Linked DNA regions of Homo sapiens: region 1 is linked to region 2. Evidence: read pairs that join two places in POLR2A ChIA-PET (ENCODE). Cell type or tissue: Panc1. All regions are shown on one strand. Links, peaks and the distances in the headings refer to the core of each region. The heading gives the core; the rest is flanking DNA. Region 1 has its middle 11 kb from the start of CYS1. Region 2 overlaps HPCAL1 (hippocalcin like 1).

The links. ChIA-PET counts read pairs that join two places held together with the same protein. Peaks named below come from ENCODE experiments on the same cell type or tissue, not always from the same donor. Only the 100,000 strongest peaks of a DNase experiment are listed, where the experiment ranks them.
Region 1: POLR2A ChIA-PET joins it to region 2 with 21 read pairs; 2 of 35 experiments call an interaction of 5 or more read pairs at or near these places.

The regions. Positions count from the first base shown.
Region 1 is chr2:10,083,700-10,098,988 of GRCh38, forward strand. It overlaps the pseudogene LOC124900536. Among named protein-coding and RNA genes, the nearest start is that of CYS1, 11 kb to the left of the region's middle. RefSeq lists an enhancer at 7,474-7,991. In Panc1, for the core only: no CTCF peak of the experiment used is centred there; no DNase peak of the experiment used is centred there.
Region 2 is chr2:10,355,545-10,370,833 of GRCh38, forward strand. The region is part of intron 1 of HPCAL1 (hippocalcin like 1); the gene reads left to right. Among named protein-coding and RNA genes, the nearest start is that of HPCAL1, 60 kb to the left of the region's middle. RefSeq lists an enhancer at 12,334-13,141 and a silencer at 13,779-14,073. In Panc1, for the core only: no CTCF peak of the experiment used is centred there; no DNase peak of the experiment used is centred there; H3K27ac peaks cover 2,758 bases.

The DNA.
Region 1 (15,289 bases), core at 4,297-12,296, 270 kb before region 2:
ACTTTTCGGAAGGACTCGGGCGCCCGAACGATGTTTTCCTTGGTTTCAGGAGTAGCCAGGCATCTACTGCAGATGAAGCCAGTTCCTCCCACCACGACTCATGGACCAGTCATTACAATAGCCTGCCAAACCAACCCACCTTTCAAAACCCCACTCCAGGGCCCCTGCTTCAGGACTCGCAGATCTACTCTCCCTGCTCAGATATCCTGCAGTTTCCCACCAATCATGGCACTCCCAAGCCGTTACGTAAGAAAGATGTGTTGTGCAGGTGCTGGTTCTTATGAATATGCAGACAGATAATATTTGCATTTGGGTGATAAATGAGACGGCATTTGAAACATAAGCAAGCCATGTTTCTATTTTTAATGCTTAATCGGTAACTTGAGAGAGCCACAGTGCTATTAACGAATGCTGATATGTTTGGACAGCAGCAGCCCACATAATTGCTATTGTCTTTTACCAAAGTGTCCAAGCTTTTGTATTTGGTTTCATGGTTTCGGCATCAAGAGGGGAAAACAAAATATAAGGGTGAATCACCATTATTCATTAAGGACAATTAATGAGTTACAGAACTTTTTTCAATATTTACTCAGAAATAAGATACATGAGGTCCTTAGGGTTGGCAGGTCCAGGTCATGGCTGATTTGGTGCGTTCTATAACACTGTAAAAAATTCTGACAGTAAAATGACAATGACTTGTACCCCATCTAAACAAAAGGTTTAGCACTGGAATTTACGATGCATACTTTCCATGACTAGAGCAGTTCTCGTTTAGAGGCATCTCATGGCTTCTGGCTCAAAACAGCAGACCGGGTGCAGAGTTGCCTTCTCTTGGTACTTGCGACTTTGCTGGAATTAAGATAAAAGAAAAAGGGATAGAGGAGGAGTTGTAAGAAGGAGGGAAATCACAAAGGAGAGGTTTCAACGCATTTCTGAAAGATGGAAAACTGACAGTAGAGAGCTGCCAGATGACACAGGCTGAGCAATTGCAGTCTATGCCATGATGACAGACGCTGGAGAGGAAACGGGGTCAATGGACTGACAGATGAGACTCCGGGACACAGTCAGCGGGTATAAAAGGAGATGGGAGTGAGAAGTGGGCATCGGACCTAAGGAGCGATTAAGATCTTTACATGGGACAAGGGCATCATCCCCCACTGACTCCTGCTTATATTTAAGAAAAAAAAATGACCAGGTAGCTGATGTGGTTTCACTCCGCTGCCATGTGTATAAGACTCTTTTCCCATTGGATTTTTACTCCGGCTAGGAATTTAGACCGGGGGGCGGGGGGTGGTGGGTTTGTGGGGTGGGGTGGGGTGGACAGGCTTCGATTAGCTGAGCAGGCAGGAAGCTGGCCGCCTTGAACTGGAGCTACTTGAGGTTCAGGTGCCCATCCCTGGCCCACTGAGTAAGACGATGTTTGTGTGGGACTGTCCTGTCTCCAGGGGCAATGCACACAGCAGCTGAGAAAGATCCAGTACAGTGTCCACAGCCGCTGGCCTCAGTGAACGTAAGCTTCCTTCTCCTTGCAAATCTGCTACACAAAGTGATCTGTGAGCTGACTCCCCTGTCCATGAACCCACAGTTTTGAGTGTGAGATTTGGAGGCCACTCAAAACATACTTGGACCCTAGGCTTTGGTGGGGTCATTTATCATCCTGAGGACAAGGTTTGAGGGGAGAGGGAGGGCAGTGCTGGGAAAGGGAATTGAGTCTGTGTAAATTTGACCATTAACGTGTAATATTTATTACAGAGGTTAACCTTTAAATACTGTTGGCTAAAAAGAGTGTGCAACAAACATAAAATGTCCAACTTTAAGCTCAAACCCCCCACTGTGAATATCAACTTCTCTAATGTGGAAGCTGCCTGGTGGGGGTGGTCACCTCTGCACACGAACATCCCATGGTCCCAGACACCTGGGAAGATGCTTAAGTTCCTTCTTCTCATTAGAGAGCTGAGAACCAACCAGTCAATTAATCAGCTCAAAGGAATAGAGTGCTGTAGTCAAGGCCCAGGTTAAATATTAAAAGCGTCTCTTAGCTCTTTAATTTGTAGCTGTTTAACTTGGTAAGTGGAGTTGAAGTCCCAGCCTGCTCATGGCGATTACTGATTAATGCCTGTGCACATTTGTACAAGACCCCCTGGCTGCACGATCCCTGTCCTCTGGAGTGCAACTTTCCTTCACCGCGCAGTCAACCTCCACCCAACGGGGACAGCTGACACTTCGAGAGGCCCTGCCCTGACCATTTACCGACTGTGGCTCGTTAAATGAGCCTCACGGTAACCTTGTAAGATAGATATTTTCTGCCTCTATTTTACAGATGGCAAAACTGAGGCTCCGAAGAGTGGGGAGCTGGCCTAAGGTCTTGAAGCCAGAGACAGCCAGAGCTGGGACTCAAGCCACTCTCTCTGCAAACCCCATGGTTCTTTCATGATGCTATCTGTACCTAAATAAATGACAAACCTAGCAGAATAGACCAGCGAGCTCTGAATATATGCAACTATTACCGTTACCCTGGGCCACCATGTAGGTGGGGTGACTGATATGGTTTGGATTTGTGTCCCTGCCCAAATCTCATGTTGAAGTGTATTCCCGGCAATGTTGGAGGAGAGACCTGGTGGGAGGTGATTGGATCATGGGGGTGGACATCCCCCTTGGTGTTCTCGTGATAGTGAGTGAGTTCTCGTGAGATCTGGTTGTTTAAAGTGTGTCCCCCTGCCTACTTCTTCCTGCTTTAGCCATGTAGGATGTGCTGGCTTCTGCTTCGCCTTCTGCCATGGTTGTTTCCTGAGGCCTCTGCAGCCATGCTTCCTGTACAGCCTGCAGGACCGTGAGCCAATTAAACCTCCTTTCTTTATAAATTACCCAGTCTTGGGTAGTTCTTTTTTTTTTTTTTTTTGAGATGGAGTCTCGCTCTGTCAACCAGGCTGGAGTGCAGTGGTGCCATCTCAGCTCACTGCAAGCTCCGCCCCCCAGGTTCACGCCATTCTCCTGCCTCAGCCTCCCGAGTAGCTGGGACTACAGGCACCCACCACCATGCCTGGCTAATTTTTTTGTATTTTTAGTAGAGATGGGGTTTCACCATGTTAGCCAGGATGGTCTCGATCTCTTGACCTCATGATCTGCCTTCCTTGGCCTCCCAAAGTCAGGTAGTTCTTTATAGCAATGTGAGAACAGACTAATACAGTGACCACCTATTTCTGTTACCCCAGAACTGAGAATATTCCCAGGTCATGGTGGTCAACCAGATTAGTTGGTCACCCTACACGTAGGGTTGTACAGGTTGTTCACTAAACAAGAGTGCCTGACCAAGAAGCAAATAGAGGCCTCAAGCCAGCCATGTTCCATTCACCAAGCTGTCCTCATGGAGCAGGGCTGTATCCCCCTAGAGGAAGGTACAATATGGGCTAGCTAAGGCCCTACTAGTCCCTCTGACACTATGAACCCGGAAGTTTGAGCAGCTCAGTGATTTGGGTAGTGATCTCATTGTAAACCAACCTCTCTCTTGCCAGGGAATTTCTCCCTCTCCCCTAAACACACACACACATTCCTAATCACGTTCTTATAAACTGTTCAAGTCGTGGGAAATGAGGCTGGAGAAATAGGAGAGATCCAAAATGCCATGTCTGATAGCCCTCAACACTGTTCTCCAAACATCTCCTCCTGGATACACAGCAGGAAGGCACTCCCCGCCCCGTGTGATCAGGTGTCACTTCTGGCCTGGAGCATTCAATCCTGGTGAAAGATGCCATCCAAATTCTCCTTCTCTTGGCTGCAGCAACTGGTACCGCTCGCTATGGTGGCAGCTCCATCAACCGGGGTCCTGGAAGGGGAGTCGTGGAGCAGGTCCCCTGGCTGGCTGGTGATGGACATGTAGCCTGGCTGACAGCCAAACCTTTGCTGTCAGAAGCCATTTCTGCTGGGGGCCGTTTCTTGCTGTGGCACAGCCCAGCTGTCCTCACTGAGACTCCAAAGTAAGAAAACGTGCACTTGATTCTATGAGCTGCACAGCTCCCCTGGAGAGTAATGGAGTCAGCTTTGCAGTTTTCTTCTTCTTTTAAAGAAACAGAGGCTCACTCGGTTGCGCAGGCTGGAGTGCAGTGGTACGATCACAGCTCATTGCAGCATTGAACTCCTGGGCTCAAGTGATCCTCCTGCCTTAGCCTCCTGAATAGCTGGGACTACGGGTGCGTGGCACCACACCCAGCTATTTTTTCTCTTTTTTTGTAGGGTTAGGGGTCTCACTATGTTGCCCAGGATGATCTTGAACTCCTAGCCCCAAGTGATCCTATTGCCTTGGCCTCCCAGAGTGCTGGGATTACAGTCCTAAGACCCTGTTTCCTGTACTGGTCTAGGTTTGCACTTGTCAAAGATCAACCTTCTGTATCTCTTCGGGGGTTTTAAACATGAGTAAGTTTGATAGTGGACTTAGTCTTAAATACATTCTTAGAAACTAAGATTTTAATCATTGTGATTATACTTTTTTTTGGTAAAAGTTACTTTAATGGTAGTCACATAAAATCTCTCTGGGTAATAAGCAAATTCTCATTCCTACATATTTTTAAAATTTGACATTTCTAGTTGGTTGTCTTGGGCTTTCTCTGTCACGGAGCCGGCCCACGCTTCTGTGTAGCTTTGCGGCCTTCCCAACTGTAAAGCAAATCCCCACATCTCAGCCCATTCCCTTCATGGCCCCTCAGAACTCAAAAGTCAGTGGGCGCTGGGTAAAACAGGGTGTTAGTGAAAGCCAGATAGGCCATTGAAGGCGCCAGGGACAAAGAGAGGGGATGTCTACCCAGGTGGGAGGTAAGTCATCCTTTCTACCATCCAGACACACACATCTGACATCTTTTTTTTTTTTTTTTTTGAGATGGAGTTTCCCTCTTGTTGTCCAGGCTGGAGTGCAATGGCGTGATCTTGGCTCACTGCAACCTCCGCCCCCTGGGTTCAAGCGATTCTCCTGCCTCAGCCTCCCGAGTAGCTGGGACTGCAGGCGTGCACCACCATGCCTGACTAATTTTGTATTTGTAGTAGAGACGGGGTTTTGCCATGTTGGCCAGGTTGATCTCGAACTCCTGACCTCAGGTGATCTGCCCGCCTCGGCCTCCCAAAGTGCTGGGATTACAGGCATGAGCTAGTGCTCCCAGCCTCATCTGACATCTTTCCAGTCCTGAGAGGTGTGTTTTTTTCACTCATAACTTGGTCATGGCTGGGAGCTGTGGCTCACACCTATAATCCCAGCACTTTGGGAGGCTGAGGCAAGCAGATCACTTGAGGCCAGGAGTTTGAGACCAGCCTGGCCTACATGACGAAACCTCATCTCTACTAAAATACAAAAGTTAGCTGGGCGTGGTGGCTCACGCCCATAATCCCAGCTACTCTGGAGGGTGAGGCATGAGAATCGCTTGAACCCAGGAGGCAGAGATTGCAGTGAGCCAAGATTGCACCACTGCACTCCAGCCTGGGCAACACAGTGAGACTCTATCTCAAAACAAACAAACAAAAAATAATAATAATTTGGTCCCTGTGCCATATGGACCTTACAACTTTGGTGGACATCTCTTCCTTTTATATAAGCATGCTGTGTGTTACAGACCAAAGGTTTGTGTTCCTCCAAAATTCACAGGTTGAAATCCTAACCCCCAGTGTGTTGGCATTAGGAGGTGGGGTCCTTGGGAAGTAATTAGGTCATGAGGTGGAGCCCAAGTGACTGGGATTAGTGTCCATATAAGAAGAGACCCGAGAGCTTGCCCCTTTCTTCTCTCTGCATCATGCGAGCACACAGCAAGAAGGCTGTCTGCAAACCAGGAAGACAGCCCTCGCAGGACACTGGATCTATTGGCGCCTTGATCTTGGAGTTCCCAGCCTCCGGAACTGTGAGAAAGAAACATTTATTCTTTCAGCCATCCAGTCTGTGGTATTCTGTTAGAGCATCCTGAGCTAGGATGGTGTGTTTAAGAGAATGGGAATACTTAGACCTGAAAATGGAGTGTTGCATTCAGGGGTCAGCAATCTGTAGCCACCAAGCCAAATTTAACTTCCAACTGTTGCTGTAAATAAAGTTTTATTGCAACACAGCTACCCGCCCGTTTGTTTGCATGTTTCTCTGGCTGATTTTGCATCACTATGGCTGAGAAATAGTCACCATCTGGCCCTTACAGAAAAAGTTTGCCAATCCCTGGTTTAGTTAATAGTTCTCTGCGTTTCACCCATTAATCCCAGGTGATATGGTTTATTCACGAAAGAAAAGGCAGTTAATATTAACCACCTAAGATCTTTAGTTACTTATTTCTGCCTTCATAGCTAACTCACTGTTCTCACCTGGGGCCTCAGGGAAGATTGTTGAGTTATGAAACCCAAAGTAAAAAGGGGAAATAAATTAGTCTCCCTCATGTTTAAATTCCTCCTTTTGGAAGAACAAAAAACTAGATCTGAAAATCATTTTTCCTTTTCTGCTTCTTCTAAATTTCTTTATTCCTACCAGATAAATGTGTTTTTGTTTTCCAGCTGTGACTCCAGACAGGATCCAGAGAGGGGTTCACAGTCTTCTCTGGGTTTTATGGAGACTTACTTTGCCCTTCTGTGTTAGCCTCTTAAGGCGCTGTGTTAACCTTAGGCACAGGAAGGCAGGAGAATCGCTTGAACCTGGGAGGCGGAGGTTGCAGTGATCCGAGATCACGCCATTGCACTCCAGCCTGGGTGACAAAGACTCCATCTCAAAAAAAAAAAAAAAAAAAAAGGCACAGGAAAGGGGGCAGATAAAATGTTAAAAGCATTTCCACTCCCTTGTTCTTTTTCTTCTTCAGACTCTAATAAAAGGATAAAATCTTTTAGATTTCCAGTTTTGCAGCATCGGCACTAGAAATCAATTAAAATCTATTTTTAGTCCACTCAAGAATACTTATCCAAAAAAAAAGAATAGCTATCCAAATGTTTTGACTACTTAAACTGAAAGCAAACTTACACCAAAATGAAATTATCAGAAAAGAAGCTCAATCTGTTTGCACAAGTGTACACCTCACATGTTCCATTTGATTCAACTCTACAAATGTTTGTAGAGCACCTACCGTGTGATACATTTAGGGATATAGACATGAATAATCCATAATCCCTACCCTCAAGATGCTCAGGGGCCAGTGGAATAGTTAAAGTAACTGGAGAAACATGTAATAACAGGTGCAAACTACAAAGGAAGGGCCATGCACAGTGGCTCACGCCTGGAATCCCAGCACTTTGGGAGGCCAAGGCAGGCGGACTGCTTGAGCCCAGGAGTTCAAGGCCAGCTTAAGCAACTTAGTAAGACTTTATCTTTACAAAAAAAAAAAAAAAAATTAGCCAGGCATGGTGGTACACACCTGTAGTCCCAGCTACTCAGGAGGCTGAGGTGGGAGGATCCCTTGAGCCCAGAGGGTGGAGGCTGCAGTGAACTGTGATCACACCACTGCACTCCAGTCTGTGCAACAGCGTGAGACCCTGTCTCAAAAAAAGAAGGAAGTAGGAGTTTCTCCAAGCAGAAGAAAAATGAGAAGGGAAGGTACTGAGGTAGTGAGAGGTGACAGCGTGCTGGCAGCCCGCGCTCGCTCTCGGAGCCCATTCTGGCCACGCTTGAGGAGCTCTTCAGCCCGCTGCTGCACTGTGGGAAGCCCTTCCTGGGACGGGCGAGGCCGGAACCTGCTCCCTCAGCCTGTGGGGAGGTGTGGAGGGAGAGGCACGGGCGGGAACCGGGGCTGCGCATGGTGCTTGCGGGCCAGCTAGAGTTCCGGGTCAGCTAGAGTTCCGGATGGGTGTGGGCTTCGCGGGCCCGCATACGGAGCGGCCGGCCGGTCCATCGGCACCAGGCAGTAAGGGGCTTAGCACCCGGGCCAGCAGCTGCGGAGGGTGCATCGGGTCCCCCAGCAGTGCCGGCCCACCGGTGCTGCGCTTGATTTCTCGCTGGGCCTTAGCGGCCGCGCCGCGGGGCAGGGCTGGGGACCTGCAGCCCGACATGCCTGAGTCTCCCCCACCCGCCATGGGCTCCTGCGCGAACTGAGCCTCCTGGACGAGTGTCGCCCCCTGCTCCACGGTGCCCGGTCCCATCGACCGCCCAAGGGCTGAGAAGTGCGGGCGCACCAGACGGAACTGGCAGGCAGCTCCACCTGCAGCCCTGGTGCGACATCCACTGGGTGAAGCCAGCTGGGCGCCTGAGTCTAGTGGGGACTTGGAGAACCTTTAAGTCTAGCTAGAGGATTGTAAATACACCAATCAGCACTCTGTATCTAGCTCAAGGTTTGTAAACACACCAATCAGCACCCTGTGTCTAGCTCAGGGTTTGTGGATGCACCAATCAGCACTCTGTATCTAGCTCAAGGTTTGTAAATGCACCAATCAGCATTCTGTGTCTAGCTCAAGGTTTGTAAATGCCGCAATCAGTGCTCCGTGTCTAGCTAATCTGGTGGGGACTTGGAGAATCTTTATGTCTAGCTAAGGGATTGTGAATGCACCAGTGGGCACTCTGTATCTAGCTCAAGGTTTGTAAATGCACCAATCAGCACTCTGTGTCTAGCTCAGGGTTTGTAAATACACCAATCAACACTCGGTATCTGGCTAATCTAGTGGGGACGTGGAGAACTTTTGACTCTAGCTCAGGGATTGTAAATGCACCAATCAGCACCCTGTCAAAATGGACCAATCAGCTCTCTGTAAAATGGACCAATCGGCTCTCTGTAAAATGGACCAATCAGCAGGATGTGGGTGGGGCCAGATAAGAGAATAAAAGCAGGCTGCCCCAGCTAGCAGTGGCAATCTGCTAGTATAGTGATTTGAGACTGTAAAGGGTTTGTTCTTTTGCTCTTTGCAATTAAATCTTGTGAGTGTTCACTGTTTGGATCCCCAGTGCTTTTATGAGCTGTAACACTCACCACGAAGGTCTGCAGGTTCACTCCTGAAACTGGCGAGACCATGAACCCCTACTGGGAGTGAACGTACAATTCTAGACGTGCTGCCTTAAGAGCTGTAACAGCGCAAAGGCTTGCAGCTTCACTCCTGAGCCAGCAAGACCATGAAGCCACTAGAAGAAACTCTGGACATGCTGCCTTTAAGAACTGTTAACACTCACCGCAAGGGTCCGTGGCTTCATTTTTGAAGTCAGTGAGACCAAGAACTCGCCAATTCTGGACACAGTAGGACTACTAAAGAAATCAAAAGGGAAGGTGCTGAGGTAGGATTACTAAGGGCACAGAACCTTCAAGGAGGTCAGTGTGCCAGGCAAAGACAGAACAGCAAGAGATGGTGCTAATTCCCATGTGGACTAAGTTCACTGCTAGAGTGAGGAAAAGAGCAATCTGATTTTTTTCTTTTTTTTTGGAAACGGAGTTTTGCTCTTGTTGCCCATGCTGGAGTGCAGTGGTGCAATCTTGGCTCACTACAACCTCTGCCTCCCAGATTCAAGCAATTCTCCTGCCTCAGCCTCCCAAGTAGCTGGGATTACAGGTGCTTGCCACCACGCCTGGCTAATTTTGTATTTTTAGTAGAGACGGAGGTTTTGCCACGTTGGTCAGCTTGGTCTCGAACTTCTGACCTCAGGTGACCCACCTGCCTTGGCCTCCCAAAGTAGTGGGACTACAGGTGTGAGCCACCGCACGTGGTGGTTTTTTTTTTTTTTTTTTTTTTGGAGACAGAGTCTTGCTGTGTCGTCCAGGCTGGAGTGCAATGGCAACCTCCACCTCCCGGGTTCAAGCCATTCTCCCTATTCAGCCTCAGAGTAGCTGGGATTACAGGCACCCGCCATTATGCCTGGATAATTTTGTATTTTTGTAGAGACGAGGTTTCACCATGTTGGCCAGGCTGGTCTTCAACTCCTGACCTCAGGTGATCCATGCGCCTTGGCCTCACAAAGTGCTGGGATTACAGGTGTGAGGCCGAGCAATCTGATTTCCAAAAAGCATCCTGCGTTTCGAAGAAAGTGAAATCCAAAAGTGAAGAGAGGCTCCTCCTGCCCCCACGATGGCGTTAGGCATATGGCCTGTGCAGCACCACTCGGGTTCTGGATGAGCACACAGCAAACACGGAGTTTTGGAGTCTGCAGTGGAAGGAACCCTGGATAATACTCACTCTGGGAACAGAGCCCTGAATAAGGTAGTGACTCCTCCAAAGCCACTCAGCACGTGCTCCAGAGCAGTGCTTTGTTGAGGGCTGTGGTGTGCTGGGCACCCTGTGAGGCTCTGAAGTTCCCTCAGCAGCATAATGGGGTAGATTCTGTGAACGTCCACTTGATGGACAGGGCATGGAGTCTTGGGGAGCCTAAGATACTTGCCCACAGTCACACGGCTAATCCATGGGGGAGCCTCGGGGTCTCCCTCCAGGGACCATGCCCTTCTGACACCTTCCTTAACCTGAGGCCAGGATCCTGGCTCCCGGCCGTGACCTCCATCACCAGCAAGCCACTGATACTAATAGACCAGCAGACAGTTGCACAAATGGCTTCAGTGGCATCTGTAAAGCATGTGTACCTGTCCTTGAGGGAACTCTCTCCCAGACTGGAGCCGGGTCGGCATCTTCCACTCCTGAAAGGATCAGGGTCCATCTTCCAGTTCGTATAACCTGGCACCCACGTGCCCGCCTCTAGTGGCCAAATGCGTGAGGGGATTATTTGGATTTGTGTGGCATCTGAACCATCATTAATTACATTAGGCTCTCCACTGCATCTCTTAAGTCCAAATGAGATCTGAACACCAGCTGCCCTTAGAGCAAGCTCGGGTTGCCATGGTAACCGAGCCATCCTGCTCCTCTGGACTCCAGCAGTCCAAGTAACACCACTCGGGTCTTGGCTACAAAGCTCAGCTTTCAGCAGGCCCGTCTCTCACCTCTAGCTGCCTGTTTCAGAACACTGGGTGGGGAGCGGAGAGCTTAAGTAAGGTACTTTCCTTGATCTGATCTTCCTCTGATTAGCCTATCAGCTAGTTCACATGCATTGACTGCGCACCAGCTGCATGTGAGGCCCGGTGCTGAGCGTGGGTATGGGGGTGCCTTTAGCATATGGAGATGGAATCTAAAGTCTAGGGAACATGTCGTTTGTAATTCTGCAAACACTTGTGGCCCGGCTAGTCTCAGGCATTGTGCTAAGCACTGTGGGGAGATGAGCTTGACATAGACCGACCCTGCCCTCAAAAAGCGTGTACCGACTGGGGAGATAAAAGGGTGAACAAATAACTGCAGTCCAGCGGGATAAATTGGATAGAGCTCGCACACAAAGTCATGGGGCAAGTACCTCTGCCTGGGGGCATCAGGGCAGACTTCCCAGCAGAGGCAGGTTTTGAACTGCTTCTTAAAAGATAGAGGTTGCTGGGCACGCTGGCTCACGCCTGTAAATCCAGCACTTTGGGAGGACAAGGTGGGTGGATCACTTGAGGTCAGGAGTTTTGAGACCAGCCTGGCCAACATGGCCCATCTCTACTAAAAATACAAAAATTAGCTGGGTGTGGTGGCACACGCCTATAATCCCAGCTACTCAGGAAGCTGAGACAGGAGAATGGCTTGAATCTGGAAAGTGGAGGTTGAAGTGAGCTGAGATCGTGCCACCGCACTCCAGCCTGGGCAACAGAGTGAGACTCTGTCTCAAAAGAAAAAAAGATAATTAGGCGTTCACCAGGCAGAGACAATGGAAAAGGGCTGTGCAGTCATGCAGCCAAGAGAGAAGAGCATCGGCAGCCCAGCGAGCCAGTCGGGATGGGAAAGCGTGCGGGATGGGAGGGGAGGTGGGTGGGTCCAGATTAGAAGAAGCTTGACCGCTGCTGAGCAGGTTGGTTTTCATTCTGAGGACTGTGGGGAGTTTATAGAGTGAGTTTCAGCTGCCCAGCACAGGAAATGGAATGGAGAGGACAAAACAAAAGGCCCAGAGCCCAGCTGGACGGCTGGGACAGTGGTCCCGATGAGCTGGGGCGAGGTGGGGTCTCTCCTTCCAAATGGCAGCATTCTTCCATCTCAGTAGCAAACTGTGGAGCTGATACTTTGATCCTGAATGGGTTTGCGGGGGCCAAACCCTTTCCTTCACCATTTGTGCTGTCAGGGGGAACAGGCATCTCAAGAGGGTTGTTTCCTGCCTTGCTAATTTTTTGTATTTTTAGTAGAGACGGGGTCTCCCCATGTTGGCCAGGCTGGTCTTGAACTCCTGACCTCAGGTGATCTGCCCGCCTTGGCCTCCCAAAGTGCTGAGATTACAGGTGTGTGCCACCGGGCCCGGCCAATCCAGATCCCTTTATTTTGCTTTATTTTCTTTCCATAACCCTTTGCCTTCTAAGGTACAATTCAATGTACTTATTGATTATGTTTATCAATTGTTATACTTATTGGTTGCATTTACAGTGTCTGAACCTCAATAACTATTTGTTACCTTGCTGAATAGTGTGAGAGGAGGATGTATGACAGCCTCTCTCTTCTCCGGGACAAGCCTGGGCAAATAGTCCTCAGAACTGCTCCTCATAGGTTTTTGTTCTTCTAGGGCAGGGATATTTCTAGCCACATGCACATTGTCTGTCTGGAGCAGGAGTGGGGTCTGTTCCCAAGTGCCAACTCTAGGGAGCAGTGGCGCTTGGGAAATGGAGGCACTCTGGATTCAGGGGAAGTCTTCTATCTGTGTGCTGTGGATAAACTACTTCATCTCACCGCGCCTTCAAGTGCAATGAATAATAAATGCCCACCTGGCTGTGTTGTTGTGAGAAGTGAATACAATTAAAAGTGATTATGCATGTTGAGGAATCAGTACAGCATGTAGAAGATAACGAGGCTCAAACAGTGAGCTATAAACGGTTTTGCAAAAGACAGCTACTTAAAATTCGAAATACATTTTCCCAGAAAGTCAGTGGAAAGAACCTGTTCCCTGGAGTTCATGAGAAAAGTTTGGTAACTGAGTGGAGAATGTATCACCAGCTGAAGGCTGGTGTCAACTCAGTGACCGGTTTTGAGGCCCTAGCCCCGGCCACCCTGTTCTGGTGATGGGTGGGGCTGCTTTAATCATAGCCTTATTTTACCTTTGGCTCTGGACATATGAATAGGGTTGGAAATCAGAGCTCAAAGGACAGAGCCGGCGCAGCCTAAACGCCATCCTTCCAGGTGGGCAAGCAGAAGCCTGGGGAGAGGGAAGCAGCTCCCCTGGATCACAGGACAGAGGACCAGTGGGAGGACTGCGCAGGGTAGCAGGTGAAGGCCTCCCAGCGCAGCGGCTCCCAGAGGAGTGTGGAGCTGCCCCAGGCGCTAGCAGCCAGTGAGCAGAGAGGGGCTCCACAGGGGTCGGCCTGTCCTCCAAATCCATCCTTTTTTTTTTTGAGACAGACTCTCGCTTTGTCACCCACCTAGAGCATAGTGGTGCGATCTCGGCTCACTGCAAACTCTGCCTCCTGGGTTCAAGTGATTCTCCCTCCTCAGCCTCCTGAGTAGCTAGGATTACAGGCACATGCGACCACACCCAGCTAATTTTTCTATTTTTAGTAGAGACAGGGTTTCACTATGTTGGCCAGGTTGGTCTCCAACTCCTGACCTCAAGTGATCTGCCTCTCTCAGCTTCCCAAAGTGCTGGGATTACAGGTGTGAGCCACCACACCCAGCCCCATTTGATGCTCAGCTGACTGTGTCAATACCTGTGTGCAATGTGGAATAAAAATGTCTCTTCTGCAATAAGATGTCTCTTCTGCAATAAAAATGTCCCAGTGTCTTCTATATAATGAACAACTGCATCCTGCCCTCGCCTCCAAACCAGCCCCCACCCGGCGGCCCCTGTTCCTTCAGGTCGTGTTTCAGGTCAGTTTCTCCCAGTTCCTCCCAGCAGGAGAGCCAGAGCTTTTCACTGCTTCTGCCTGGGGGAAAAGGCCCTGAGCCACTGCGAGGCTGGGGCTCCCCCAGCGGCCGCCAGCGGTACACATTTCCAGGCTAACTCCAGAGCTTTGGCTGGGTGGGGCTCCTGGAACTTCCACACGGGAGGACTGAGGGCAGCCTAGTCATCTGCCCCTCAGTGGAGGGGGTGAGAGTGGCTAAGGGGCTTGACAGATGCCAAGGGGGAAAGCGCACTATTGGATTAGGGTCCTCCATGTATTTGAGGAGGGAAGCACTTGGGAAACTGATGACCCTACCCCCTACCCTGCACCATCACTGGCTCTTAACAAAATTTATTATTTATGTGGTCCTGCCATGTGCAGGGCCCAGTGCTGGAGGAAATACGGAGATTAATAAGATCTTTATGTCTGGCCCCAAACACAGCATGTCGTTCCATTCCACTTGTGGAGCACCTGTTATGTGCGAGGATTGCGCTCTGCAATTGTTTAAAGGTAATCATCCTTAACAACTCCAAGGGCAAGATACTCCTTTGCAAATGTTGGCGCAGTGCGTGCTCAGGAAAAGGAAAAATGGACTCATTGAGGTTCTGAGTGGGAGATGGGGCTTTTGGTAGAATAAAGGACACACACACACACCTGTACACCTGCTGCTTTGGTTCAAATGCATTTCTTCTCTCTTAATAACATCTATGGTACTGGGAAAATGGCATGAGTGGTTTCCCTCTTCTCCCCGAAAAGCCTGCAAGAGTGAGGCGGGGCGGGGGAGGTCTTGGTGGAGGAGGCTGGGGAGGGAAAGTAGTGTTCCTTGGCCTTCTTTTCCACCCTCAGCTACAGAGGAAGATCCAGAGGGTGAAGTCCAGGTGGTGGGCCTGGGAACCCAGAAGAAGGGCCAAGGGACAGGCTACCTGCTCCAATTGTATCCTAAGTCCAGTGAAGTTACATAAGTTTCTTTCCTGCAAGAATTCTCAGGACCTTCACTCTGCGAATGAGAGCTCCAGGAGGGAGATGAGGTGAGTAGTTAACACTTCCCAGAGCTCTTTGTCAAGGAGCATCTCAGGGATGAGTGTTCAGAGGGGGAGGAAGAGAGTCCCACGGCCTTCTGGGGACCCTGAACCTGCAATCATCATGGCAGCATTTCTTGGTGCATCAGAAACTCAGCCTTGACCAAATGCAAGGCACTCCAAAGAGTGATTCTCCAAAAGGTTTCTGAGACTAAATCTATTTGTGGGTCTTTTTTTTTTTTTTTTTTTTTGAGATGGAGTCTCACTCTGTTGCCCAGGCTAGAGTGCAGTGGCATGATCTCGGCTCACTGCAAACTCCGCCTCCCAGGTTCAAGGAATTCTCCTGCCTCAGCCTCCCGAGTAGCTGGGACTACAGGCGTCTGCCACCACGCCTGGCTAATTTTTTATTTTTAGTAGAGACAGGGTTTCACCATCTTGGCCAGGCTGATCTCGAACTCCTGACCTTGTGATCCACCCTCCTCGGCC
Region 2 (15,289 bases), core at 1,660-9,659:
ATTCTGGAAAATGTAAAAAGTTGTTCAGTGGGCAGCAGTAAAGAGGGTTTCGTTTTCCTGGAGACACTGTTGCTACTTTGCTGGCTTATACAGGGACACCCAGAGAGCGGCTGGGAAAATCAAGAACTGTGTCACCTCCTCCGTTCTTGCCCACTGTCCAGGGCTCAAGGAGATTGGGGAGCAGTTTGCAAAGGCATTTGAAGATTAGGCTCCACAGAGATGGACACTTTTTTTTTTTCCTAAATAGATACAGAGTAGCCTTGTGAAGGTTTCTTTTGGGTCTGAGTAGGGGACGCACAGGGCATGGCTATGAGGGTCTCAGAAACTGGTACCTACTTTCCTCTTATTTGGCACCGGGAGCCCCTGCCGGAGGACATGTTCTAGTGACAGCCCTGGGCTCAGGCTTGGAGAGTGCATTCTCTTCCCCAGGAACGCTAGTCACAGCTCAGTAATTCACCCCAGGGACCGCACAGAGCAGGTGGGATGGTATTGATTTGTGGGCCTTTTGGCAAAACATACTCATTCCTAACTGGCGAGGGAACCGCCAGTTCATTTATTCATTTACTCTTCTGAGTCCAGCAACAACCTTAAGAGGCAGGTGTTACCTCTGGTTTCTGTTTAAACTGATGGCCAGCAAGGTAGGGCAATTTGCCTAAGGACACGCAGCTCCTAAGCTACTAAACCTCCCGCTCGCCTGGAAGAGAAGACAGGACGGGCCTATAGTGAATCATGAGTGCAGCATGAGAGTGTTAAAGGTCACAGGACGCCTCTTAGTGCCAAGGGAGTTCATAGTGGAGACCCCTTTTGCCTGAGGGACTGGGGAGGTGGTAGTTTTGAACTGGGACTTGAAGGACAGACTGGGGTAAAAGCAAGAGGAGAAGCTTGAGGGAGGACGGTGTGTGCCAGGACGGTGGGACTCAGAGGGTGGTGGGGGGCACATCCACTGTCCCCTTCCATCCTGCAGCCACTCCCTGAGGTGGCATTTCCTTGAATGACAGGAGAGGAGCCTGAGGCACGGGAAGATTAAGTAACCGGTCCTACGTATAAGGTGGCATTTGAACCCAGGTCTACCTGGCTCCATAGCCAGGCCCCGTGCCCCACACACCACACCACCTGGCGCTTGGCCAACAGGAAATCACGTCCCCCAGTGTGTAAGTCAGGGAGGCAGAGGTGCTGAGATGCTCTCACCTGTGGGCTCCCGGGCCCAGCCATGCTCTTGGTGTTCCCTCAGGCCCTGGCTTCCCCCCTCCCTCCAGGTGGACCCATGCTTGTGCCCCTGTGCATTCTCCCACAGACTCCTCCCTGCGGGGCCACCCATCTCCAAATCCCAGCTGCATATCCACAACTGTAGAGTGTTTTAAAATAGTGATGGTAGCCTAGGCAACATAGCAAGACCCCATTACCCCCAAAAATACAAAATTAGCTAGGCGTGGTGGCACATGCCTGTAGTCCCAGCTACTTGGGAGGCTGAGGTGGGAGGATACCTTGAGCCCAGGAGGTTGAGGCTGCAGTGAGCTATGATTGCACCACTGCACTCCAGCCTGGGTGACACAGCGAGACTCTGTGTCTAAAAAAAAAGATGGTGATGCTGTCCAGGCTTGACGTAGGAGCCTTCCGTTCCTCCTCAGGGCCTGTGCTCTCCTTTTGAGGAACAGCCTCCTTTTAGTAAATGTGAGGGTGGCTGAGGTGGGACATGAGAGGCTTGCAGTACCCACCAAGCCAGGCCAGCCACATGGCCTTCTCAACTCCTGGCCCAGCCCAGGTTGTCAGCTCTCTCAGGTTTTGCTCTTTCTCCTGCGTGCTTTCCCCGTGTTCTTCTGCACTGTTATCTTTCCTCTTCATCTGAGGCCATGTCTTTACCTTATGTGGTGCTGATGTGGGCCAGGGAAGCTGTGGCAGGGGCCCGGGAACCACCCCAGGGGGATGCAGAGGGAGTGGACCCTGTGGGGCTCGGCCATGGCAGAATTCTGCTCTGATTGGCTTTAGATCGTCGCCTGTGACAGCGTTTCCTCCGCGGAGTGTGTTAGGAAGAGCAGAAATGCCTCCTGCATCTTTATTAGATCCCTCCAAATGGAAATCCAGCAGAAAGCCGATGTTCTTGTAAATATCACGACCTCCCTCCCCATGAGGTGTTTGTAGAACAGTTATTTACTCGTTTTGTTTTCCCCACCTGCAGTTTACAGAAGAAAATCAAGAAAGCGTGTTTTTCCTCCATGCATAATCCCATCCCCGACTGTAACAACAACAAAACCGTCCTCCTGTTAGGAAGCAGCAGTGACTTCTTTAGGCAGGAAAAAAAAAAAAGCGTGCTATGCCAGAAAGCAGGAGCAGCTGGGAAGGGAGAGGGAGGGGGCCACACCTGGCCTACCCCCAGTCACCTTTTACCCAGGGATCCCCTGAGGAAAACAAGCTGTGACCTTGAGCCGGCACCAGCCCCAGGGCTGAAACCCCAGCCCTGTCTGAAGGGTTCCTTTCCCGTGTCCACCACGGCCCCGTGCTGTATAGCAGCCCCGGTGGAAAGCCTCTTTCTCCTGTACCTGGAGGAGTTGCTGGAAGAAGGAGAAGGCTCAGCACCAGCTTCTGGCTAAAATCGTGGCCGATGGCTGGATGATTCCGGCCCCACTTTAATAAACAGGATAGATGTGCGGTAACATCAGGTTGTCAGGCCCTATTTTGTGATAGAAAGGATGAGGAGGGAAACAAGCACAAATCAGTAGTGTCACAATCTCAACCACTTCTTCCATTTTCGTTAATAGAATCGGAGTCTCACTATGTTGTCCAGACTGGTCCTGAACTCCCAGCTGATACGGAAGTGGGGCAGGGAAGTGCTGGGAGGAGAAGGGCGGGTCCCTGTCGAGGGCTCCACCCCTGGGCCCATGCCCACAGCCCTAGGTGAGGACAGACACTCCTGCCTTTACACCCAAATGCTGCATTTCCCAAGACCACCCTGGCCCACCACACTCCCATCCTGTGCCTATAAAAACCGCGAGAGCCTAGCAGGCACACACAGAAGCGGCTGGACATTGAGAGGAACACGTGGGTGGAAGAAGACACACGTGGCTGGATATCAAGAGGACGTCGGGGGAACATGCCCTGGGGAAGAGCACACAACAGATGCCGGCACGCTGGCAGGCCACTGACCAGCAGAATGCCCCGGAGTTTGGCTGGGGCGGTCGGAGAAGAGTCAGGAAAACCATCTCCCTTCTGGCTCCCCCATCTGCTGGGTGAGCTCAATAAAACCTTGCACTCATTCTCCAAGCCCACGTGTGATCTTCTGGTACACCAAGGCAGGAACCAGGGATACAGAAAGTCCTCTGTCCTTATGATAAGGCAGGGGTATAATTGAGCTGACTAACACAAGCTGCCTACGGATGGCAAACTAAAAGAGCACCCTGAATGCCCACCGGGGCTTCAGCTGTAAACATTCACTCCTAGACACTACCATGGGGTTGGAGCCCCACAGCCTGCCCGTCTGCATGCTCCCCTTGAGGTTTGACCCGTCTGCATGCTCCCCTCGAGGTTTGACCCGTCTGCATGCTCCCCTAGAGGTTTGAGCAGCGGGACACTGACGAAGCGAGCCATACCCCCATCACATGCCCTTTGAGGGGGAAAAGGGAACCTTTCCCGTTTCACAGCCACAGTTTCCTGCTGTTTTCTGAAATTCCTGGTGGCCACTCCCTTGGTGTCCATGGGTGTCTGGTGTGTGCCTATGTTTGCTGCGGGCTGGCTCGGCGAGGGGGAGGTGGGCAGCTGGGGGCTCTCTGGACCCTGCGGCTGGCATGGGTTAGTGGCTCCGTGTCACCTGGTTCCTCTCACCTCTGTTTTCCCTTCTAGCCCCTGCAGGCAGGAGACTTCAACGCAGAGATTAAGAAGTTGAGATGTCTTTGTTCCCAGAGGAAAGTCCCTGCAGGCCCCGGCCTCATGGCCTCTGTGACAGCAGCAGGATTAGAGGCAGAGTTGGCCCAGAGGGAACATTTCTCCCACCCTCTGTCCCTCGGGGACCCCACTTCCCAGGTGGCCTGGAGGATGAAGTCAGGGCTCTGGCCTCATTGAGGGCCTGGAACTCTTTAGAGCCCATCAGGACCAAGCTCTGGTGGCCTTCCAGGCCCACTCAGTGGCTGGCGGTCCCACCTCCAAATGCAGGCAGACCACACTCCCTGAAGGGCAGTGGCAAGGCCAGGCCAGCACCTCTCCACTCTGAGGAAGGGGCCTTACCCAGATCCCCGTGTCCCCCACAGCGGTGGCGGTTTTATTGATGTATTGTGAAGGCACAGGGAGGGCCCTTTCCAGAGCAGGCTGCATCTCCCCTCAGCTTCCACACTCTGAACCTGCCTCCTGCCTCCTTCCACAGTGCCCGCCGGGTCCACAGCGCCCGCCGGGTCCACAGCGCCCGCCGGGTCCACAGCGCCCACCAGGTTTGATGTGGGCTGAGCACACCGTCACTAACTCATTCCTTCATTCATTCTTCACTGTGTGGGGTGTCGGGACCCAGCACGGGCTCCTGGCGCAGCAGGCCTCAGACCCTGGGGAGAGCTTTGCTGGAGGAAGTGCAGTGCCAAGGACCCATGTCCTCATTCCCCCTGGGTAGAGCGTGTCGGGTGACTCTGCTGCGGTCTCCAGGAGCTGGCAAGGGAGGGGTGCACCACCAGGGAAGGGAATTCCAGGCAGCAGGCACCAGGAGCCTCATCCAAGAGAAAGAGAAGTTCCCTAGACTCCCAGGCAGGGTGAGCCGAAGGGCCTTGGAGAGTCCCTGAGGTCCCGTTTCATGGGAGACTTCTCTCACAAAGCGAATGAGCTCAAATACGGAAGATGGAGAAATGGAAAACAGAAACAGAACAGAACCTCCACCTGCTGGGTAGATGTTAACTGAATCTTTTTTTTTTTTGAGATGGAATCTTGCTCTGTCACCCAGGCTGGAGTGCAGTGGCACGATCTCTGTTCACTGTAACCTCTGCCTTACGGGTTCAAGCGATTCTCATGCCTCAGCCTCCCCAGTAGCCAGGATTCCAGGCACCCGCCACCACACCTGGCAAAATTTTTGTATTTTTAGTAGAGACAGGATTTCACCATTCTGGCCAGGCTGGTCTGAAACTCCTGACCTCGGGTGATCCGCCCACCTGGGCCTCCCAAAGTGCTGGCTTGAGCCACCATGCCGCCCGGCCTTACCTGAATCTTATCACACATTCCTTTGGAAAATGAATCTCCTGTGATGGGAAACCAGCCATTTTCCTGGTGAGGCCTCAGCCCTGTAGCCATTCCAGCATAGTTAACCTGGGACTCTCTTCTCCTCTCTTGTCTCTCCTCTTCCTCCTATCTGGCCTGCTTGCTCCATCCTCCCCTGCTTTCTGTCTCTCTCCTCACCACGTGCCTTTGGATGTTCTGAATATGCTTTTGTTTGCCTGTCCAGCAGTATTCTCTCCACGGTCTCCTCCTGGGTGTCTGGCGTGTGCCTTGCGTGTGCTGCGGGCTGGGATCTGTGGGAATGACATAGTCGGACATGGTCCTGAGCCTGTTGGCCTGGGGACTCCTTTTCTGTCATACTAGATGAGACAGGCGAGACTGCCCTGGAAAGCCCGGCGTGTCTGGCCTCCCCAGTGCTGGACGGTGGCCAGTGTGGTTTTCCAGGCGAGTCCGTGGGCTCCTGGGTGGGTGGTCGGGCTCGTGGGGAGATCCCAAGCAATGGTTGTAGAGGGATGGGAGGGAATGGGTGGATCCCAGAGAGAGAGAGAGAGAGAGAGCAGGCTGGTTCCACTGTGGCCTCGTTGTCTAATGAGGAGAGTGTACAGATAAGTCATGCTTTGTTTTGCTCTGTCTCTGGAATTTTAATCAGTTGCCCTAATTGCCTTCAAATTATTGGAAGGGAAAAACGCCAGCAGAGGGTCCTGACAGATCCCAGCTGTCTAGCTGAGGACTTATCTTCTCATTGTTCTTGGGAAACCAGTCAGGTTTAGGGACTTGAGGTGGATGATTCATTAATTCTTTTAAACTGATTTCCTCAGCCATGTACACAGGTGTGAAAGCCCTTCTTATGTTATCAGTATTACCCTAATATATCAGAGGGCTAGGATTTCTCATAAGGCGACTGTTATCTTTTGATAATCACATAAATAACGTTTCCATAGTTCTCGAAAGCTTGCCAGATGCTTTCATGTACATTAGCTAACTTCTTAAATTTTTTTTTTTTTTTTTGAGATAGGGTCTCACTCTTGTCAACCAGGATGGAGTGCAGTGGCATGATCTCTGCTCACTGCAACCTCTGCCTCCCAGGTTCAAGCAATTTTCCTGCTTCGGCTTCCTGAGTAGCTGGGATTATAGGCGCCCGCCACCATGCCTGCCTAATTTTTGTATTTTTAATAGAGATGGTGTTTCATCATGTTGGCCTCAGACTCCTGACCTCAAGTGATCCATCTGCCTCAGCCTCCCAAAGTGTTGGGATTACAGGCATGAGCTGCCATGTGTGGCTGACATTAGCTAATTTAATTCTTACAATAATCTTATGAATTGGGATTCTCATCTCTTTTAAAATGAGGAAACTGAGGCTCAGAGAGGTTAAGTCATGTGCCCAAGATCACTTAGCTAGTAAGTGATGGGCAGGGCTGTGGAGCTGGTTCACTTGACTCTGCTGCCATTGCATCCAGTTTGCTCTGCCAGCGAGTCAATTGAGCATTTGGAGCATTTGCTGTGTGCCAGCCTCATGGAGGCAAACGGAGCTTCGGAACCCAGGTGTCGAGAATGAGCTGTTGGCACTCAGTCCTGGAGTGGCAGCATGGGGGGCGGGGGCAGGAGCATGGGGGACAACAGTCCAGGGAGGGCCACATGACAGCAAGCAGAGCCTCGAATGCCTGAGTCCTGGCTCCAGAGAGAGGCCAGCCTGAGCTCCTCCATGTCCTACTCCTGTGGATAGACCCCCCGGAATGCAGGGGGCCGGGCTGAGCAAGAGGAGGAGAGGACAGGGAAGGAACATGTCTGCTTCTTTCCTTCAGGAAAGGAAAGGTGAGCTGGGCGATGGGGAAGGCCTCCACGGTGTTCTGTTGTAATGTTCTGCCACTTGGCAGCCTCACCAGGGACATATCAGCCCCAGGCTGATTATCTGCAGACCGGGATCCCATTTCTGCTGCTTTGGGAGAGAAGGGAGGGTAGCCCTGAGGCCATCCCAAATGCGAGTCTGTTCACAGAGGGGCTCTCCTGGCACCTTCCCCAGCCCAGACGCTGAGGAGGGCAGCCAGAAGCCCCTGCATCAGGTAGGAGTGCTGAGTCATGAGATTGGGTTGAATGGCGGCTTTAGCACAGCTGTGGCCTGTGTTAGAGAGGGTGAGTTTGGACCATTCCTGAGCAGAGGGGGACCTCAGAGGACAGTCGGACTGGGGAATCCCTGGCCCAGAGAGGGAAACTGGTTTTCCCAGAGTCACACAGCTAGGTGCCCCTTTGATGGTTCTCTCAGTGACTCACGCCTGTAATCTCAGCATTTTGGGAGGCCAAGGTGGGAGGATTACTTGAGCCTAGGAGGTTGAGGCTGCAGTGAACCATGATCATACCACTGCATTCCAGCCTGGCCAACAGAGCAAGACCTTGTCTCAAAAAGTAAATAAAAAATAAAACCCATTCTCACTCTAACCCATGCTGTATCTGATTTTTTTCCTGAGGTAGGCTTGAGATGGGAGGGTTGTTATTTTTTGTAAATGCATTAGGGGCGGAGTGGTGGGAGAGTGATTCCCCTGCAGCCCTTCTGAGGTCACTGCCACACCATGGCAAGAAAAGTATTTCTGACTCCTGGAGCTCCACGGTGTGACAGGTGGGCAGGAGCTGCTGGGGGTGCTGGGCAGACGTTTACCGTCCAGCACCCCCATTTCTGCTGCTCTGATAACTTGGATCGACTGAAGAACCTCGGGGCTTTCTTGGCTGTTTGTAGGAGCTTCCAGAAGCGACCTTTCGGGATGCCTCTTACATAGTCCTGCCTATACCCTCTACACGTGGCGTTTCAGGTCTGGAGAGTCATGTGGTGTAGCTGTATTTCTGGGAAGTGTGTGACCCGAAGCCTCCTCCTGTCAGAACCACCGGGGAGCTCACAAGCTAAAGTGCAGATTCCTGGGTCATCCCAGACCTGCTGAAGCCAAATCTTTAGGGTGGGGCCAGGAATCTGCATTTTAAACAAGCTCCGGAGGTGGCTCTGAGGCCAGCCACAGTTTGGGCACGGCAAGGCTGGGGAGCCAGGCTTGTTTCGGATCTCCAGTCCTTGTGTGGGCTGCGTGACCTTGGATGAGTTATTTCCCATCTCTGAGCCTTGGTTCTCTGGTCTGTTAAGTGGCAATCTTGCCCCTTCTGTTTTAGGCACTGTCGGGGTTGCCTGCCTTCTGGTAAGCGTTTAGTGCCCTGAGCCGACTCAGCTGGTGCTCAGGGAGGCCTGATGATTCGGGGCGCTTGGCCGGGTGGTGGGGTGGGACACCCCAGAGGGAAGGGCACTGGTCCCAGCTTGGTGGGGCAGGCCACCTGGAGGAGGGGTGGACCTTGGGAGTGGGTTATATTAGGGCCTCCAGGCCTCAGTTTGGGAGGAGCTTGCAGTGACCTTGGAGATGGTAGTGACCTTGTCCTCCTGCCCTGCCTGGGTGCACAGGCTCCCAGCACGTGGGTGGCAAAGGTCCTAGAGAGCACCCAGAGGCGGGTGTCTGCCTGGGGTCGAGTGTGGGAGCTGGGCCCAGAGCCCCCACTTCTGCCTGGCATCCGGGGGTCCCTCCGGGAAGCTGAGGTTGTTTTCTTGAACAGTAAGGACTGGCCAGAGCCCTGAGCACCGAGAGGTGAGGGTGAGGCCCCCCCTACTCTTTCCCCCACCCTCCTGGGAATGACTGCCGACATCAGGGAAGGGAGGGGCCCCAAGGCCAGTGACCTGGAATGCGATGGCCAGGGAGGCAGGAGCTGGAGGCTGTGTGGGGCACGAGGAGGCCGATCGGGTGTCCCGGGGGAGACTCCTCGCTGCTTCCCTCGGGATGGTTTCCATGAACTTCCCTCCCCGGCCCTGACGGCCTCCTCTCCTAAGCTCCCGCCTCCTTTTTTTTTTTTTTTGGAGACAGTGGCTCACTCTGTCACCCAGGCTGGAGTGCGGTGGTGCGATCATGGCTCACTGTAGCCTCGACCTCCCCCGGCTCAGGTGATCCTCCCACCTCAGCCTTCCAAGTAGCTGGGACTACAGGTGCATGCCCCCACACCAGACTAATTTTTGTATATTTTGTAGAGATGAGTTTTGCCATGTTGCCCAGGCTGGTCTTGAACTCCTGGGCTCAAACAATCCTCCTGCCTCGGCCTCCCAGAGTGCTGGGTTTATAGGTGTGAGTCACTGCACCTGACCATCCCTCCCCGCTTTTATGTCCTTTTCTCCCTCTCTGAGGTAGGGGGACCAAGCCCTCCTCCCCAAGCCCTGTCCACTGTGGGGCCTTCTACAATGTGAGCTTGTACATCTCTGTGATGTCACCCAGGTGCCACCAGGTGTGTGTGTCCTGATGCCTTTGGCCACCAGCCTCAAAATCTCCCAGAGTTCCAGGTGCTTGGTGGAAGGGATTCATGTACCCCTATCCCCATCCCTAAATGAGAGTGTCCACACCACCCGCCCTGAGTTCTGAACTTAGCCACCTCATGTACGGAAGGAGAAATGGAGGCCGCCAGAGAGGTCTAGGCCTCCGACCCTGACCTTGCTCCTCTTGGATGGTATTGGGTGGCATTCCAGGACAGCTGGGATCTTGATCATCCAGTGGGTGCCCTCACTGTGCACCTGCCTCCAGGTGGTGGCGCGGTAATTGCAAGAGCGTGAGCCCCTCCTCTGGGGCATGTTCTTGGAAATAAATACACCTCGTGTCATGGAGATGGGCAGACGAGGTGCCAGCTATTTGAACGGACAGCCCGGAGTCTGTGCAGGAGTTGGAGGTAGAGCGGGTCGAAGGCTTGCGGAGGGACAGGTGGGTCTCCCATGGATGGCTTTTCTTGGAGGCTGCAGCCAGGAGCCATTGTTTCTCTTCCCACCTGACCTTGGGTGGTTCCCCTTCAGCCCTGGCGTTATGATGTCCCGCCCAACCCCCGACCGCACACCTCCCTCCCCCTTAGCTGCTTCGAAGCCAAAGGTGTGGCAACAGCTAACAGGTGCTTGGTGGTCCCCGCCCACCCTCCTTCAGGCTCCCTACACCCACCTGAGTGGGCCTTTCTGTGTTCACTTCAGGGATGAGGCTTGGAGAAGAGGGTGTGTGAGGGGGTGCGGGTGGCCCTCCAGACTGGACCTAGGCCTGCTGCATTCTGGGTTGAGGTCCTCTTGCTGCCTCTCTGTGAGCGAGCCTCGCCTGCTGGGTGCTGAGCCCACACCGCATGTCCTCGGCCTCCCATTGAGATCAGCTATACGTGATATAGACCAGGGATGCACGCCTCATGAGGAGACGCTCACTCCCCCAGACACACTGAGTACTCTTTCCTCAAGCTCAGTGCAGTTCGTCCACGTTTGCCCAGCAGCACGCCTCCCGCAGCGTTGTCAATATTTATTCGTGGTTGCCGCTGCCTCCCTCCTGGACCGCCCATTCCCTGGGCCCTGTCTGGTGGTGGCTGGCCTTGGAGAGCTGGCCTCTCAGCACAGCACCGGGCACCAGGGCTCAAGGTCAGTGGGTGTGTCTTTGGGTCCCTTAAGGAGCAAAGTCTCATAATTTGCTTTATTTTGTTTTATTATTATTAATTTTTTTTGAGACAGTTCTCGCTCTGTCGCCCAGGCTGGAGTGCAGTGGTGCGATCTCGTCTCACTGCAACCTCTGCCTCCCGGGTTCAAGCGATTCTTGTGCCTCAGCCTCCTGAGTATCTGGGACTACAGGCACCCGCCACCACACCCAGCTAATTTTTGTATTTTTGGTAGAGACGGGGTTTCACCATGTTGGCCATGCTGGTCTCGAACTCCTGACCTCAGGGGATCCACCTGCCTTGGCCTCCCAAAGTGCTGAGATTACAGGCGTGAGCCACCACGCCTGGCCCCTTAATTTACTTTAAATAAAGATCTGGTTCTCCCAGATGAGGTTCACAGACAGATGTTCCAAGAGCACATCTGTCTGGCATCAGGAGACTCACCCATACCAAGCTCACAGTGCTGGCCATGATCCGACTCCCGCCCTGCAGCTCAAGCTTGGTCTGGAGACCTTCTCTGGCACCTGCCCCGGCTCCCCAGCCCCGGGCTTCCTGCATTGTGTGCTTCCACTCCCGTCTTCTCCACTAGGAGCTCTGTGGTACGGGCTTTCTGCACCTTGACCTCTGGGCCTCCCACCACAGCACGGTGAAGGCACCAACTATTTCACTGCTAGATCCAAGGATGCTGGGGCCGGGGGCAGCTCTGAGTGTGTCTCATACAGTGACCTTGTTTGAGGAGGCTGTGTAGGCCCAGGATTTTCCTGGGGTGAGGGACGCCAGGTTCCTTGATGTGTTGGGACAAAGACGTTGGCTGGGCGAGGAGGCTGCCTGAGATCCCACAGTGAGGCTGGCCCTGCCCTTGCTCGCCCAGCTGATCTGACACCCTCCAGATGGCCCAAGAGAGACCGGGAGGAGCATCTGGTGGAGGACCTGGGTGTTCTGTCTGGAGATTTCCCATTGCTTTTCCAGTTTATTGTCATCTGCTTGGGACTTGAGGGTAACTTCATCTCTCAAAATAGGCTGAGACTTTTTACAGTTAGATATTTAATATACAGATGACGGGCGGATGGTAGTGTTGTTTTAAGGGGGGATTTTGTTGCTGTCGTTGTTGTTGTTGTTTTGAGACAGAGTCTTGCTCTGTCACCCAGGCTAGAGTGCGAGCTCGATCATAGCTCACTGCAACCTCAAACTCCCAGGCTCAAGTGATCCTCCCACCTCAGCATCCTGAATAGCTGGGACTACAGGTGTGCGCCACCACGCATGGCTAATTTTTTGTAGAGATGGGATGTTGCCATGTTACCCAGACTGGTCTTAAACTCCTGGGCTCAACTAAAATTTTAATCTCCAATTCATACATTTCAGAAAGTATAATAATATGTAAAGCAAAATCATAATAGCAACAACAATCACTGTCATCCCACGGGTTGGTTTAGATGTAAATTTTATGCTTCCTTGCAAAAATTTGTCGAAAGTGCCAGAAAAGCCCTTGTCCCATATCACAGTCCCATGACCCACACTCCCATGGAAAGCCTTAGAACTGATGTCAGTGTGAGCCCTGTGCTGGAGTGGAGGGTGACAGAGCTTCGGACATGAGCAGCCTCTGCTGCTGCGGCCACCCTCGCCGGCCCTGGATCCCCACACAGTGTGGGGTGTTCAGGATTCCTCATGTGACCCTTACCCTGCCTGCCCTGGGACTGTGTGCCTGTGTGCTTGCATGTGTGTATGTGCGTGTGTGCCCATATGCGTGTGTAGGTGTGTGCATATGTGTATATAGGTGTGTGCATGTGTGTATATACCTGTGTAGGTGTGTATGTGTGTACATGTGCATTGTAGATGTGTGTGCATATGGTGACCTCAGTTCCAAAGCTTTCCATGTGTGTGTCCATACACATGTGTAGGTGTGTGCCTGTGTGTGCATATGCGCATACACATGTATAGGTGTGTGCATGTGTGCACACGTGCATGTGTAGGTGTGTGTGTGCATTGTGTGTAGGTTTGTGCATGTGTGTGCATACGTGTGTGTAGGGGTGTGCGTGTGTACACATATGCATGTGTGTGTGTGCATTGTGTGTAGGTTTGTGCATGTGTGTGCATACGTGTGTGTAGGTGTGCATGTGTGTGCACATATGCACGTGTGGGTGTGTGTGCAGTGTGTGTAGGTTTGTGTGTGTGTGTGCATATGTGTGTGTAGGTGTGTGTGCGTGTCAGCATATGTGTGTCTGCATTCACTCGGCCAGAGCTCCTTGAGGGCAGGGTGGTTCCCACCTCTCTGTTCCCCCAGCTCCCAGCTCCGGCCTGGCTTTTAATCACAGAGTAAGTCAAGCCTGCTTTGGGAGCCTTCTGACTCCCCCAGACACACTGAGTACTCTTTCCTCGAGCTCAGTGCAGTTCGTCCACATTTTCCCAGCAGCACGCCTCCTGCAGCGTTGTCAATATTTATTTGCTGTTGCTGTTGCCTCCCTCCTGGACCGCCCATTCCCCAGGCCCTGTCTGGTGGTGGCCGCCCTTGGGGAGCTGGCCTCTCAGCACAGCGCCGGGCACCGGGGCTCAAGGTCAGTGGGTGTGTGTTTGGGCTTGAACTGATGTGTGTGTTTACTGAGCTTTCTCCGCAGCCTGCTCCGGCAGCTCCAAAATGGCATTTCAGGAATTGAATTACCGACATTTCAGTACTTGCGGAATCCAGGAATAGATTATTTGATTGTATCTGTTGGAAGTCATTGCCGTAACTGGCTTCGTTTTCTTCACCAACATCTAAACCGAGTGGGGAGGGACCGCAGGAGAATGCTGTGGTGACTTGATTTTCCCAAAAGCACATCTCCCAAGCTGGCGGCAGCCGATGGCGTTGCCCTGTGACTGGGGGAAGCCTGAGGACTCACGGTCGCCTCAGGCTGGCCACCTTCGCACTGGAACCTGCCCATCACATCAAGGAGCCCTCTCAGGCTGAAAACCCTGTGCCGGGGTGGCTGCAGCAACACAAGGATTCCCCTCCAGCTCTGTGATGTGGGGAGCAGAGGGCCACTGAGTCCTGCCATGTGAGTCACATGATGCCCGTGGCCTGATTTCTGTGCCCCCATCTTGCCTCTTAGAGTTTGTTGACCTCAGGGCTCACATATCCCTTGTAAGGGGTTGTGATGGCTTCCACGGCCATCATGGCTAGTTAGGATTTTCCTCCAGCCCTTGAGGAATTCTCTCGGGATTTTTTCTGGCCTTGCCTGTCTGCAGAATCCATAGAGGACCTACAGGAATGTCTGCCTCTGAGTCCATAGTACTTGCAGGCCTGGGAGGCTGGATCAAGGTGGATGTTGACACTTGGTGGGGCCGGAGCCCTGGCTTCCTGGCTGCCTCATAGCTCAGGCCCGTTTGACAGCATTTGTGAGCACCTGTCCCAGGCAGGAGCAAGTTCAACAGCAGCAAGGGCTCCAGGCAGAGGGAGGTGGGCTCTGATGGGACTCAGGGGCAGCCTAAATGTAGCAGAGAACTGAGAGGGGATCCCTGAGGCCTTCTTGGAGGAGGTGGTGGTTAAGCCAGCTAACTTTGTCCATTGGAAACTGTCACCAGGTCCTTATTAATCAAATAATAATGAATATGCCGTGTTCGGATCCACTAGGGAAAGCTGAAATTGAGCTCAAAGGAGGCATAGAAGTTCAGCTTGTAATTTTGAAAAAGGAAAAGGCTCTGGCCTCATTAGGCTGCCCCCAGTGTGTCCTTGAGACCTCCTTACTCCTTGAAATGTGCTTCTTAACGTTTTGGAAAAAACAACTTTCTCCTTCTATACTTAGCCCTTATCTCAATGTGCAGGCGCCTACCTGGCCCACTTATCTTCAAGAAATGTGCTGGGTTAGGCCTCAGGAGTGGCAGGCACATAGATACTGTATTTGGCCTTGGCCTTCTGCCCAAGTGGAGTCTCCGCATTCCTTTGTATGGGCCCATTGGGCATGCCTGGCTAATCTGCGCACCCTCTTTCCACTCTCCTTCCTGCATTTCTCCTTCCCTTCAGTAGTGGCTCCCTTCCCATTCCCCAAATCGCCTCTGCTTTTATCTTCTTCCAATCGAATTCCCGTCAGTCGTGGAGCAGGTGGGACACCTGTGTATGTTGCGGGGGCACAGAGAAGCAGCCTGTGCTCACCCATGCCTGCCTGCAGGTGCATGCTTGGGACTTGGCAGTGGGGGAAGATTTTGGGGTTAGGATTTCCAGGCTGGCTTGACACTGACCTGTTTTGTTCCAACCCATACAAGCCCTAAACCCTCATGTGCAGATCCTGCTGGCTCTCTGGGGAACACTTAGTTGGATGCAGGTAGGAAGAGGCTTCAAGGAGCAGAGGAGGGGCTGGCTGAGGGCCAGCCACTTTGTCTGGTCCCCAGAGCGGGGTCTAACATGTGGGAACTGAGCAGCAACTGTGAGCTAGCCCTCAGGCAAGGCTGCCCCATGATGCCAGGGCACATAGGGCAGACTCCAGATGATGGGGCCACTGCTGGCATTGGCCTTTTGCAGGGCACAGGAGTCTGCCAGGGGTGTGTTTTGGAGCCACCCATACAGGTGTACCAGCTTTTGGAAAATCCCAAAGATGTGGTGCCCTGCTCCTGGGGGTCTTGGGGGCTCCCAGGTAGCAACAGCGTTCTGGGAGGACGTGGGCTCAAATTCCAACTT